Regions from separate parts of the Homo sapiens genome. Here all the other regions are linked to region 2. The links are chromatin contacts, found by Hi-C or POLR2A ChIA-PET in ENCODE. All regions are on one chromosome and are shown on one strand. Each heading gives the region's core, a stretch centred on a gene start or an enhancer-like site at or near the end of the contact. The rest is flanking DNA. Distances are from core to core; before and after follow the strand shown.

What was found. A loop is a pair of places that touch in the nucleus more often than their neighbours do. ChIA-PET counts read pairs that join two places held with the same protein, here RNA polymerase II (POLR2A). Pooled maps may share reads with other maps.
Region 1: a loop to region 2 is called in a map of vagina, with 7 times the contacts of the local background. The contact joins the promoter of ZNF276 here to the promoter of PIEZO1-AS1 in region 2. A Hi-C loop is called at or near these places in 1 of 168 maps with a recorded cell type or tissue (vagina).
Region 3: a pooled map shows a loop between it and region 2 (2.7-fold over the local background). The contact joins the promoter of SPG7 here to the promoter of PIEZO1-AS1 in region 2. A Hi-C loop is called at or near these places in 2 of 50 pooled maps. POLR2A ChIA-PET finds 5 or more read pairs at or near these places in 3 of 52 experiments (GM12878, HepG2 and activated naive CD8-positive, alpha-beta T cell).

What each region holds. Positions count from the first base shown.
Region 1 is chr16:89,720,287-89,724,197 of GRCh38, forward strand. ZNF276 (zinc finger protein 276) reads left to right here and starts at 1,251. Exons shown (of 11, transcript NM_001113525.2): 1 at 1,251-1,559; 2 at 2,245-2,548; 3 at 2,851-2,897; 4 at 2,974-3,423. The coding sequence starts at 1,355. It overlaps VPS9D1 (VPS9 domain containing 1), which reads right to left and starts at 612. Exons shown (of 15, transcript NM_004913.3): 1 at 477-612. The coding sequence starts at 575. RefSeq lists silencers at 219-1,338, 1,419-1,878.
Region 2 is chr16:88,740,316-88,744,282 of GRCh38, forward strand. It overlaps PIEZO1-AS1 (PIEZO1 antisense RNA 1), which reads left to right and starts at 2,452. Exons shown (of 3, transcript NR_120387.1): 1 at 2,452-3,175; 2 at 3,277-3,967. PIEZO1 (piezo type mechanosensitive ion channel component 1 (Er blood group)) reads right to left here. Exons shown (of 51, transcript NM_001142864.4): 3 at 1,985-2,107; 4 at 1,738-1,780; 5 at 1,163-1,301. It overlaps HSALR1 (HSP90AB1 associated lncRNA 1), which reads left to right. Exons shown (of 3, transcript NR_103774.1): 3 at 1-1,110. RefSeq lists an enhancer at 3,549-3,967.
Region 3 is chr16:89,506,390-89,510,406 of GRCh38, forward strand. It overlaps SPG7 (SPG7 matrix AAA peptidase subunit, paraplegin), which reads left to right and starts at 2,014. Exons shown (of 17, transcript NM_003119.4): 1 at 2,014-2,211. The coding sequence starts at 2,029. It overlaps LOC101927863 (a long non-coding RNA gene), which reads right to left and starts at 1,931. Exons shown (of 5, transcript NR_188547.1): 1 at 1,848-1,931. RefSeq lists silencers at 1,328-1,397, 1,518-1,727, 1,798-2,357, 2,388-2,507.

The DNA.
Region 1 (3,911 bases), core at 1-2,500, 980 kb after region 2:
AACGGGCCACACCCCTCCGGCCTGCTTTTCCTTCCTAAGACGACTGCAAACAGCATCACAAATGAGCAGGTATGTGGCCTTCTCTGCATGCCGTCCCCTGTGGCAACCGGATTAAATCTACCATCTCTGCCCAGAAAAATGCACGAACGCACGGACCTGCCCGTCACTCGGATTTTGGAAGGTGGCCTGGCGGACCCTCCTGCTACATCTCCTCTACAGGTGGAGCCCAGGCTGTGATGCACCGGCTCAGCGAGCGGAGTGGAAAGCCAAGGTCCGCAGGATCTGAGCTGTCCAAGGTCACTGCACGCCCGGCTGCGCCCCGCCCCCGTCCTCGCCCGGGAACCGCGGCCCGGGATCCCGGCTGGCGCCCGCTCCCAAGTCTCCAGCCCGAGCCGGCCCCGTCCTCGCCCTCCCCGGGCGGGGGTCCCTCCAGGGGCCACCCTCAGCGGCCAAGCCCCGCCCCCGCCCCGCCTCACCCGGGGCCGGTTGCCGGTGTCCAGCTCGATGGCCCCGTTGGCAAGCTTCATGGCGCTCTGCAGCGGCTTCACCGTGCCGTCCCCGGCCGCAGCGGCCATGGCGCCGAGCGGGGGAGGCGGCGGCGGTAGCCGAGGGGCTGGACGGGCGACCGGAGGCCCGGAACGCAGCCGGCGCTGGTGCTGGAGCCGCCCGAGCAGCGGACCGCAGGAAGGGACGCGGCCGCACTTCCGGCGACGGGCCCCCTCCGCGCGTACTGCGGGCCCCACGGGTGTTAGTGGCGGGGGCGGCAGAGTCCGGGTGGGTTGTCGCGACGGAGCCGGGCCTCTTCGCCGTCTTGAGACGGGGCTGGCGAGAAGGGCCCCTCACGGAGTTGCCATGGGCGTCTAACCGCGGCAGCCAGGCCCCTCTCTACGTGAGACCCCGGCCCCCCTCCCCTTTCTGCAGCCCGCCCGCCACCTGCGCGCCGCGTGGCCTCCGCCGGCGCCTGCCCGCCCCGCGCCTCCGTCTCCCACGGTAAGAGGCGGTGAGGGCCGCGTCGCCTCTCCCTGGAGGACTCGTCGTGAGGTGTCGGCGAGCCCCTCCGCCCACCGCCCCGCCCCAGGCCAGCGCTCCATTGGCGACAGAGGCGGGCACGGCCGCCCTCGGGCCCGAGAGGGGAGCGGTACGAGCGGGGGCGCTGGCACCGCGGGTGGAACCTCGGCCGGCGGGGTCCCGCCCCTGGCCCCTGGCCCGCCCCGCCCGCCTCGCTTTGCTTCTCGCTCCGCCCCTCCCCCGCCCCGCCTCGCTTCCAGCGCGCCGAGCGGAGCCTAACGCCGGGTCCTCTAGGAACCTCGGGCCGGGCAGCACCCGCGGGATTCTGCTGGCGTCCTCCGCTGCCATGAAGCGGGACCGGCTGGGCCGCTTCCTGTCTCCTGGGTCGTCCCGACAGTGCGGGGCCTCGGACGGCGGCGGCGGCGTCAGCCGGACTCGGGGCCGCCCTTCCCTTAGCGGTGGGCCGAGGGTGGACGGGGCGACGGCGCGGCGCGCCTGGGGCCCGGTGGGGTCCTGCGGGGACGCGGGCGAGGACGGCGCGGACGAGGCAGGTGGGTCCGCGGCCCGGGCGTGGCGGGTTGGGGTCGCGGCAGGGGTTGCTCGTGGGAGGAGCCGCACTGACGCCCGGAAGCCGGCGCGGCCTCTCCTCCACCCGGCCAAGGGCGTAGCGGACTCGGGGCTGCGTCGGGATAGGCGCTGGGCGGCCGGCTCGGTTTTCCTCGCGCTCCGTGACGCCGGCGTCGCCGGCCCGGCCTCCCCGGCCGCGGGCTCGGCCAGAAGGGACCCGGCGTGAGGAGCGCTGTCACCGCGGGCAGGTCGCCCTGGGGTGCCCGCGCGTGGGAATCGCCCTCCCCTGCTTCGTGCCCTCGCGGAGCCGGAAAGGAGGCGGCACCTGCAATTGGCAGACAGGAAACCGCGGCGTTTCCTGGAGGGCGCAGCGCCTGCCCCGGGTCTCGCGGTCGCTGGGAGGAGGGTGCAGTTCCAGGTTTCACTCTTGAAGTTGCTTCGCTGGAGAGGCCTTAGAGGCCTTTGAAATTTGAAAGATTTCTTGGACCAGCGGCCACATCCCCCACAGGGCGGCTTGTCCCGCCGAGAGCCGCGCGCCCGAGCCGCTTGCTGTGTCCGGGAGCCGCGCGAAGGGCGCTGCAGGCGCTGCCCTCGGACCTGGAGTCCGGGACGCCCTGTGCTCAGGAGCCTCCTTTGCCAGCTGCTAACACTTCCTGCCGCTCTGTGCAGGAGCAGGCCGGGCTCTCGCCATGGGTCACTGTCGCCTCTGCCACGGGAAGTTTTCCTCGAGAAGCCTGCGCAGCATCTCCGAGAGGGCGCCTGGAGCGAGCATGGAGAGGCCATCCGCAGAGGAGCGCGTGCTCGTACGGGACTTCCAGCGCCTGCTTGGTGTGGCTGTCCGCCAGGACCCCACCTTGTCTCCGTTTGTCTGCAAGAGCTGCCACGCCCAGTTCTACCAGTGCCACAGCCTTCTCAAGTCCTTCCTGCAGAGGGTCAACGCCTCCCCGGCTGGTCGCCGGAAGCCTTGTGCAAAGTACGCCCTAGTCTGTTCAGAGCACGTTCAGGCTGTCAGTACTGCAGTGTGACGGGTGTTGAGAGAGGGACAGGGCGTGCCTCCGCGGGAGCCTCTGGGTGGGGGGAATGGGCCATGCCCGGGTTCAGTGCCAACAGCCCTGGGACTGTTGTGGAGAGATGAACTGGGAGGAGCTGGGGTGAGGGAAGAGAAAGTTGCCTATGGGGACCGCTGAGGTTTGAGATCTCGAGAGGGTCCCGTACGACGAGCGCTGTGAACCTCCGCCTGCTTGTCCTGCTCATGGCCACACTGATCCTTTGCAGGGTCGGTGCCCAGCCCCCAACAGGGGCAGAGGAGGGAGCGTGTCTGGGTGAGTCCTCCCCCGGTGGAGGGTGGGCTGGGTGCCGACCAGCCGTGGATCTGACATCTCTGTTGACTCTCTGCAGTGGATCTGATCACATCCAGCCCCCAGTGCCTGCACGGCTTGGTGGGGTGGGTGCATGGACATGCGGCCAGCTGCGGGGCCCTGCCCCACCTTCAGAGGACACTGTCCTCCGAGTACTGCGGCGTCATCCAGGTCGTGTGGGGCTGCGACCAGGGCCACGACTACACCATGGATACCAGCTCCAGCTGCAAGGCCTTCTTGCTGGACAGTGCGCTGGCAGTCAAGTGGCCATGGGACAAAGAGACGGCGCCACGGCTGCCCCAGCACCGAGGGTGGAACCCTGGGGATGCCCCTCAGACCTCCCAGGGTAGAGGGACAGGGACCCCAGTTGGGGCTGAGACCAAGACCCTGCCCAGCACGGATGTGGCCCAGCCTCCTTCGGACAGCGACGCGGTGGGGCCCAGGTCGGGCTTCCCACCTCAGCCAAGCCTGCCCCTTTGCAGGGCCCCAGGTAGGAGGCACCTCTTGCTGGTGCTAGACCAGGATGTGTGCTCCTCAGTGGGGCAGGGTTTTCAGCAGAAAGTGAATGTCTCCACTGCTCTAGGTGGTGGCTGGGGTGTGGTGTGAGAAGGAGCAGAGCTTGGGGCTTCTGCCTGCGGCTGCTCACCACATCCAGAGAGCAGGGAGGGGCGGCCAGCCTGTCTCCGCCTCTTGCTCCTCTGTGAGCAGGGCTCTGTTCCAGCAGTTTCTGTGGAGACACGCTCATCAGCCGTCGAGTCTTTTTCTAAGCCTGTGCTTGGGGCTGAGGGGACTGAGGAAGAGGGAAGAATAGGGCCTTGTCTGTGGATGTGGGAGAAAAGAATGGCCGTTGCCTCTGCGGCTGCTGCCCTGGGCCAGCTGCAGGTCATTTCCTGGCACTCAGCCAGCCGCCTGGTGACACCCTGGTGTGGGCCAGTGTGGCGCAGCTTTCTCTGCTGACAGGCTGAGGGGAAACACAAG
Region 2 (3,967 bases), core at 1,202-3,701:
GGGCGCAGCTGCACACTCAGGCTCCCATCACACCAAGATGAAGATGACCAGAGTCCAGCCACCCAGCCCCTTCCCAGCAGCCAAACTCTAGGAAGCTCATGCCCCATGCCCCCATCAGCATGGAGGGGCTGACGAGGGAGGGGCGGGTCTCTTGGAGGACAGGCAGCAGCACAGTCCTCATGAGCGCTGGACCCCCTCAAATGCCCGGAAAAGCCACTTGACCTCCAGGTCCCCGTTCCCACTTCTGAAATGCGGGCACCAGCCTTGCCCCATGGGGTGGCGACAGGACAGGCAGGAGGGCAGGCCGCCTCTGCAGGCTGAGCAGGTGTACTCGACCTACCGTGTGGCTTGGGGAACCCCTTTCCCTCTCGGGACTCCTCTAGAAGTTGAGGCCCATGTGCGTGGCGAGCATCAGCTATCTGACGAGTGGGCACTGGGAGGGTGAGGTGGGAGGAGGCTGGGTGCCCGGGGCAGGGAGTTCGTGGGCCAGGACACCCAGGTGGCCATAAATCCTGGCTGAGCCTGGGGATGGCAAGTGTGGGCCCAGGCAGGGACGAGAGGGTCTGAGCAGTCAACGTTGGGTGTCGCAGGCCCCAGCTCATGCCCTGTCCGTGTGAGGGGGCCATAGCTCAGAGATTCCCGGGGCCGGACCTCCAAGTCTTGTAGCAGCTAAAGTTCACTCTGCCTCCCACTCCGAGGACAGAGGCCCTGCTTCAGGCCCGTCGCTCCTGGGGTCCAGGCCCCTGCTGGGGCTCTGGGCCGACAGCCTGTTTGCCTGTAAGTGCATGGGGCCTGCTGGGGCCGCCCCTTCTCAGCCCTTCTGCAGTGGCTCTCCAGCCAGACCCACTGCCCAGCACTGCAGGTTTCCACCACCGCGTGGCCCCAAATAATTCCCCTGTGAAGAGTTCCTAAGGGCACAGATGCCATGTCGGGGCGTGGAGGTTTCTGACTAGAGGCAGAGCCCGAGTAGAAACAGGTCTGAACGGATGGAACTGCAGGCTGGGCCCCGGGGTGGGATTTGGAACTTCCTCCTCTCTTTAACACCAACTTACAACCAAAACGTCTACATCTGTTTTAAAAAGATTAAAATAACCCTCAAAATGGCTGAGACCACAGCTCTCGAATGACCTCCCTGACACACGGGTGACGCAGCTGCCCTCACCAGCTCCCGTGGATGTGGGCTCTGCCGGGTGTTCCTTGCAAGGCGCCCGCAGATGCCGAGGCAGACAGAGGAGACCACCAAGATGCCCAGGTCAGGGGCCACCAGCCGGATGGCGTTGGGGATGTCCTTCAGGTCCAGCCTGCGGAGAGCAGGGAGCAGCCGCGGTCAGACCAAGAGGACAGGTGTGGGTGTGAGTGTGGATGGGTCTCCAGGTGCGGGTGGGAGTGTGGATGGGTCTCCAGGTGCGGGTGGGAGTGTGGATGGGTCTCCAGGTGCGGGTGGGAGTGTGGATGGGTCTCCAGGTGCGGGTGAGAGTGTGGATGGGTCTGCAGGTGCGGGTGGGAGTGTGGATGGGTCTCCAGGTGCGGGTGGGAGTGTGGATGGGTCTCCAGGTGCGGGTGAGAGTGTGGATGGGTCTCCAGGTGTGGGTGGGAGCGTGGATGGGTCTCCAGGTGTGGGTGGGAGTGTGGATGAGTCTCCAGGTCCCCCTCTGTCCCTCCTGGGTCCCCCCACTTCCTGGGGCCTGAAATCCCCAAGGGAGGCTTGCTGGTTGGGGGTGGGAGGAATGGTCTTACCTTGTGACCCCTATGTGTCGCGAGAGGGTCTCCCAGCGGCTGCCTGCAGAGAAAGACGGGGGAACCCAGGTCAGGCTCTGCCCAGCCAGCACCGTGGCCTGGTCATCCCTGGAGCGTTTCACCTGGACCATCCAGGCCAGACATAAATCAGGCTGAGTCAACCCCCCCAGGAGACTCGGGGTCACTGCAGGGCCCTCTCCCTGACCCCCAGGATGGCTATCCCTACCCCGCCCCCTCAGCGACTCACAGCTGGGTCCCAGGAGCTGGTCCAGGCGGGGCACAATATGCAGGCAGATCTGGAGGGCGAGATGGGCCACCAGGAAGAGCAGGCTGAGGCCCAGCAATGCCCGCAGGAGGCGGCCTGTGTGACCTGCGGCAGAGCGAGTGGGTGAGGCTGGTCCCGGGGACGGGGAGGGGCCGCAGCCCAGGCCGCTCAGCCGGACAATAGCCCCCAGCCCGGCCAGAGCCCAGAGGCCTGAGATGCAAACCCGCCATGGACTCAGGACCCCATCAGGCAGGCCGGCCAGCCCCACTCCCCACGCCTCCCGAGGGTCACTCTTGTCACAAGGAGCCGGGCATCCTCCTGGGGGTGGCAGCAGGATGGGCCTGGGGCCCACAGGCAGGAAAAGGCCTCCCAGGCTCAGAGGAAACCACCTGGGGTGTGCTCCCTCATCCAGCAAATACCTGTCACCGTTCAGTTGTGGAAGCAGAGGAAATAGACACAAGGAGAGGCAAGAAGCTCCACCTCACCCCAGTGGGGGCTGCAGGTGGATGGAGACCAGAGCATGCGGAGCGCCCCTGAGCAGCCGTGGCTGGGGTGGGAGCAGGGCCATGATGGCTCTGGAGAAAAGTGGGGCAGGCAGCTGCCTCCCTGGGGCTGAGGGGCTGCAAGGAGAAGTTGCATCCCGATGCATGGCCTATGCATGGTACCCAGTCCCCATGGCCACCCTGGCATTTCAGGCACCTGCTGTGCACCAGGTCAGGCCCCAGACCGGCATCCTCTCTCTCTCTGTGCACCCACACCTGGCAGGAAGCGGCAGCACCATCTGGTTGCCTGGCAGCCTTGTCCTGCTCCCAGCTGCCTGTGGCCCCACTGGACTCAGCCCCCCAGCAGGGAGGCCTTCGGCTGCAGGGCAGGGGCTGGGCGGGCGCACCCTGTGGCTGGGGGCACTCAGGAGCCCTGGCTTCACCTCTGCTCTCGGCGCACATGTGGACAGCTCACCCTTCAGCAGGGGTCCGGACCAAAGTCCTTGACCCACCGGGTTCTGAGTCCTGACAGGGCTGTGGACAGCTTCCCTTTCCACCCCGGCACGTGCTGGCAGGAGCTTCCGGGCCCTCACCCTGGGGCAGCAACTCCTGCACCACCAGCCACGCCCGGCCACGAGAAAGTGCAGAACAGCTCAGGCCCTTCTCACAACTTCCTGGAGCTCAGGGACAGGTAGCATCTGGGTCTGGGTCCAAGGTGGTGAATGTCACCACCACATCTGCCCTCTCTCGGCCTCGGGGCGCAAACTCAGGGCCTGTGTCCACTCTGTTCAGTTTTTTGAGCACAAATGGTGTTAGGTGACAGACTCGGGATTGGCCTTGGACACTCAGCCCCCTCTTTCTGGAGCAAAGACTCATGACCCACGTCCAAGTCACCCTGCACATCCCTAAGCCTGACCGTGAAGCAGCCCTCACGGATGCCCAGGACTCCCTGTCCGCACCACCAGGCAGCCGAGGCAGGTTTGGACCAGCTTCTCACACTCACACCTTCCTAGGGTTGCCCCAGGCCCTGACCTGCTGACCCTGCAGCTATGACCTCTGACCTGTGGAGGATGGGAGGGGTGAGCAGCAGGGAGAGTGGGAAGGAGGAATGGAAAACCGTCCAGGAAGGGAGGCTGCAGCCCCGACACGAACAGGAGCCACCACCAGGGGGTGCTGTGCAGGGCTCCCGGAGGACAGGACCTTCCAGGGCCTCCCTGCCCCGAACCCATAGGTGCCAGGCTTCTCACTGCTCACGACCTCCGTGCCGGGCTCATACCTGCCGCGCCAGCCCCTCTTCAGCAGAGCACAAGTCTGGCAGCAGGAGGGCACCAGCCAGGGGCCCCGCGCCCCCGCCTCTGTACAGCAGGGTCACCGTGGGGTGACATGAGAACACCGACCCAGGGAATGGGCTCCTGCCACACCTGCCTGGGAACCTGGGCTGTGAGTCCTGCTCGCTGCACCCTCTAGCCTGACGTTGAAGTAA
Region 3 (4,017 bases), core at 764-3,263, 770 kb after region 2:
AACTCCTCCCAAACACATCCAAATGTGTGCCCTCACCCTCTCTCCAGCCTTGTCCCGTGACCAACCCAACCAAACTTCCGAAAGGGTTTTTTGTGTTCTAGGAAGTGACCGAGCCCCACAACCCTTTATGCCTGTGCGTTCAGAGGATTTGTGACCTTTTTTTTTTTTTTTGAGATGGAGTCTCGCTCTGTCGCCCAGGCTGGAGTGCAGTGGCGGGATCTCGGCTCACTGCAAGCTCCGCCTCCCGGGTTCACGCCATTCTCCTGCCTCAGCCTCCCGAGTAGCTGGGACTACAGGCGCCCGCCACAGCGCCCGGCTAATTTTTCGTATTTTTAGTAGAGACGGGGTTTCGCCGTGTTAGCCAGGATGGTCTCGATCTCCTGACCTCGTGGTCCGCCCGCCTTGGCCTCCCAAAGTGCTGGGATGAAGGGCAGGGAGAGGGAGGGGGAGGGCACCGCGCCCGGCCCACCTGGTGTCTTTCAATCAGGGAAAGAAAAAATAGTGGAGGAGGAAACGGCAAGGTTGGATTCACTGCGAAGGCTGACTGTACAATAAGAAGCAAAAGGAAAAGCGGTTCAGTTGTGAAAATCAGTGTCAGCCCTGGGTGTAGGGGAAGGTCCTCTCCACAAACCAACAGAACACCTCCCCAGCCCCGAGCACCTCTGCCGAGGCACCCGGCCCACTGGAGGGCTGAGGGCGGATAACCACGATAACTGAAAACACTTTCCTGAGCGTCTCGGGGCTGAGGAAGAGGGAGGATTACACGCAGCCCACTGGCTTTGCAACCTCGTCTGTAGTGGTGGAGTGAGTGCAGGTCCAGAAACAAACCAGACCGGCCTTGAAATTCTGCCCTAACTTCAGAGCTGTAATCCTAGGCAGGTTACTTTTAATACTTCTGAATCTTTCTTTACATGTAAAATAGAGGTATTGTATTCGCTGCACAGGGTTGTGAATATTACATGGGTGTTCGACACGGAGCTAGGCACTCGGTGATGTTGGCTGTCGTCACTGGCATTCACTGTTACGAATTTGCGGAGTACAGAAAAGCATAAAAATAAATAGGTCACCCTCATCCTACCTCTGTGACAGACCATCTAGTCTTTGCTTTTCCTACTCAACAAGCTTTCCAGCTCTTGGCGTCAGCTCTAGACCTAAGGCGGACGGAGGAAGGGGTCGGGGTGGCGGAGGACCCCGCGCGCCTGGGAGCCCACGAGGGACCCTGCCCGGGCCCGGAGGGCGGACCCTGAAGAGAACAGAGCCTCTTCCTAAGCTTCCAGACGGCGCCTCCCCGCTTCCTACGATGGGCTCGCGCAGCGGCCGGGGCAGGACCGAGGCTCGAAGCGCCTCCGAGGTGAGCCAGTCCGAAGGCACAGGACGGAGCGCTCCGAAGTCAGAGGTGTGCGGGACGAGCTCTGCAGACGCCTGCCAGGCCGCGCCGCACTGCGCGCTCCCTCCCTCACGACCCTCCTCCTCCGGGGCTGCCCTCCCTGCGGCGGCTGCAACTTCAGTCCTCGTCCTCGGGCGGCTCAAGACGCAGGAAAACCGCCCCCTTCCTGCGCTCCTCACACCCGAAGGGGCCCTCCCGACCCGAGGCCTCCGGCGCCGCCCTCCTGAGCGCGGGCCTCTACTCGCAGGCGGGATTCCGGCCCGCACCATCCGCCCTCGCCTGTGACCGAACCCTGCGGGTGACGCAGGCTGCCCGGGCGTGAGGCCCCTCGGCGCGGGCGGAGCACGACCACGCAGCCACGACCCGGCCGGTTATTCACCCGCCAGGCCCTGGGAATACAAGGCCGGCTTCAAAAAAACCAGGGCACCCGCGACCTCCTCGCAGACGCGCGCCCCCATACCCGGGCCTCAGGCAGCCACGAGGTAGACGGGCTCAGGCTCGGGGGTGCGGCAAGCGGCACCCGGGCGCGGCGGGGCGCAGCTGTGGGGACCGCGCAGGCGCCACGTCAGACCCCGCCCACCCCGCCGCGCAGGCGCCGTGTAGCGCCCCGCGGATCACGCAGGCGCGGCTTTCAGGCCAACATGGCCGTGCTGCTGCTGCTGCTCCGTGCCCTCCGCCGGGGTCCAGGCCCGGGTCCTCGGCCGCTGTGGGGCCCAGGCCCGGCCTGGAGTCCAGGGTTCCCCGCCAGGCCCGGGAGGGGGCGGCCGTACATGGCCAGCAGGCCTCCGGGGGACCTCGCCGAGGCTGGAGGCCGAGCTCTGCAGGTAAATCCCCGCGGAGTCCGGGCCCCACCTCCCGCCCGGCTCTGCTCTGTAAGGCCCAGCCCGGCGGGGCGGGTCGGAGGCCGCCTGGCCCCTGCGGCGGGGGAGCCTGCGCCTGTGGGCCCGCGGATCCCCCAGCTGTGGACCTCGGCGCGGAGCGACTGTTGGGGCCCTGGATCGTGGGCGCTGGGCGGGCCGGGAAGAGGCAGGGCTGGGATCCGCGCAGTCCTCGGCGTGGACTTTCCCAACCCGTCTGTTGTGTGTGGATGTTCTCCGCCCGTCTTCCTCGCCTTTTAAAGTGGAATCCAGTAACGGTTTCCGGCGTAGCACTAATTTACAGTCCACGCCTGTGGATCGATTCCGTCACCAGGAATTCCAGCGCCTTCCAGTTAGGGTGGTTATTGCCGAGTAGGGGGCCCAGAACGTTTCTGTGTCCGCAAAATACCCTGTAGCTGCATTTTGCTGTTGTCATGTAGCTCGGCACGTTATTGATACAGTCATTGAGCACCCCCTGTAGTGCGGCCTTGTTTCAGGTTCTGCTAAGGATAGGATAGCATCTCCTCCCGAAAACCAGACCTTGTGTCCTTCAGCTTTTGGGCTGATGTTTTTTTCTCCTAGCCCTCGCCTAGGAGCTTAGCCCACACCTTTTAGGTTGTTGTTTTTTCGGTTATTTTTGAGACAGAGATCTCGCTCTGTCGCCCAGGCTGGAGTGCAATGGTCTTGGCTCACTGCAACCTCCGCCTCCCGGGTTCAAGCGATTCTCCTGCCTCAGCCTCCTGAGTAGCTGGGATTACGGGTGCGCGCCACCACACCCAGCTAATTTTTGTATTTTTAGTAGAGACGGGGTTTCACCATGTTGGCCAGGATGGTCTCCATCTCTTGACCTTGTGATCCGCCTGCCTCGGCCTCCCAAAGTGCTGGGATTACAGGGCGTGAGCCACCGCGCCCGGCCATAAAACATATTTAAATGGGAAAATGTTTATCTTGAAAGGAGAACTCTGAAAGTATATACTTGTTAACTGGTTTGGTACCTGGAAATGTTCTACAAGGAGCCACTCTCTGGTGACAGCAGGAGCCCCGTGTCTGGGCAGCCACTGTGGCCTTTGGAGAGCTGGGCTGCTCCCTTTCTCCTGCAGAAGCTTCAGGCCATGGGATAGCAGCCAATGTACTTCTGTGTTTTGTTTTCTTCTTTTTTTTTTTTTTTTTTTTTTGTGACAATCTCGCTGTGTCGCCCAGGCTGGAGTGCAGTGGCCTGATCATGGCTCCCTGAAGCCTCTGCCTCCTGGGCCCAAGCAATCCTCCCACCTCAGCCTCCCAAAGTGCTGGGATTACAGACATGAGCCACCGTGCCTGGCCACTATCGTGATTTTTTGTTTGTTTATTTGTTTGTTTTTTGAGATGGAGTTTCCCTTTGTTGCCCAGCCTGGAGTGCAGTGGTGCTATCTCGGCTTACTGCAACCTCTGCCTCCCGGGTTCAAGCGATTCTCCTGCCTCAGCTTCCTGAGTAGCTGAGATTACAGGTGTGCACCACCACGCCCGGCTAATTTTTGTATTTTTAGTAGAGATGAGGTTTCACCATGTTGGCCAGGCTGGTCTCAAACTCCTGACTTCATGTGATCCACCCGCCTCAGCCTCCCAAAGTGTTGGGATTACAGCCGTGAGCCACCACGCCTGGCCAATTACTGTGTTTTAACCTGTTTACTTGCTTTTGACATTTTGATGTTACCTAAAGCTTTGACCTATTGCTCAGACTATTACTTTATATTTCAGGGCAATGTAGATATTACAAATAATTATATATTTGAACTT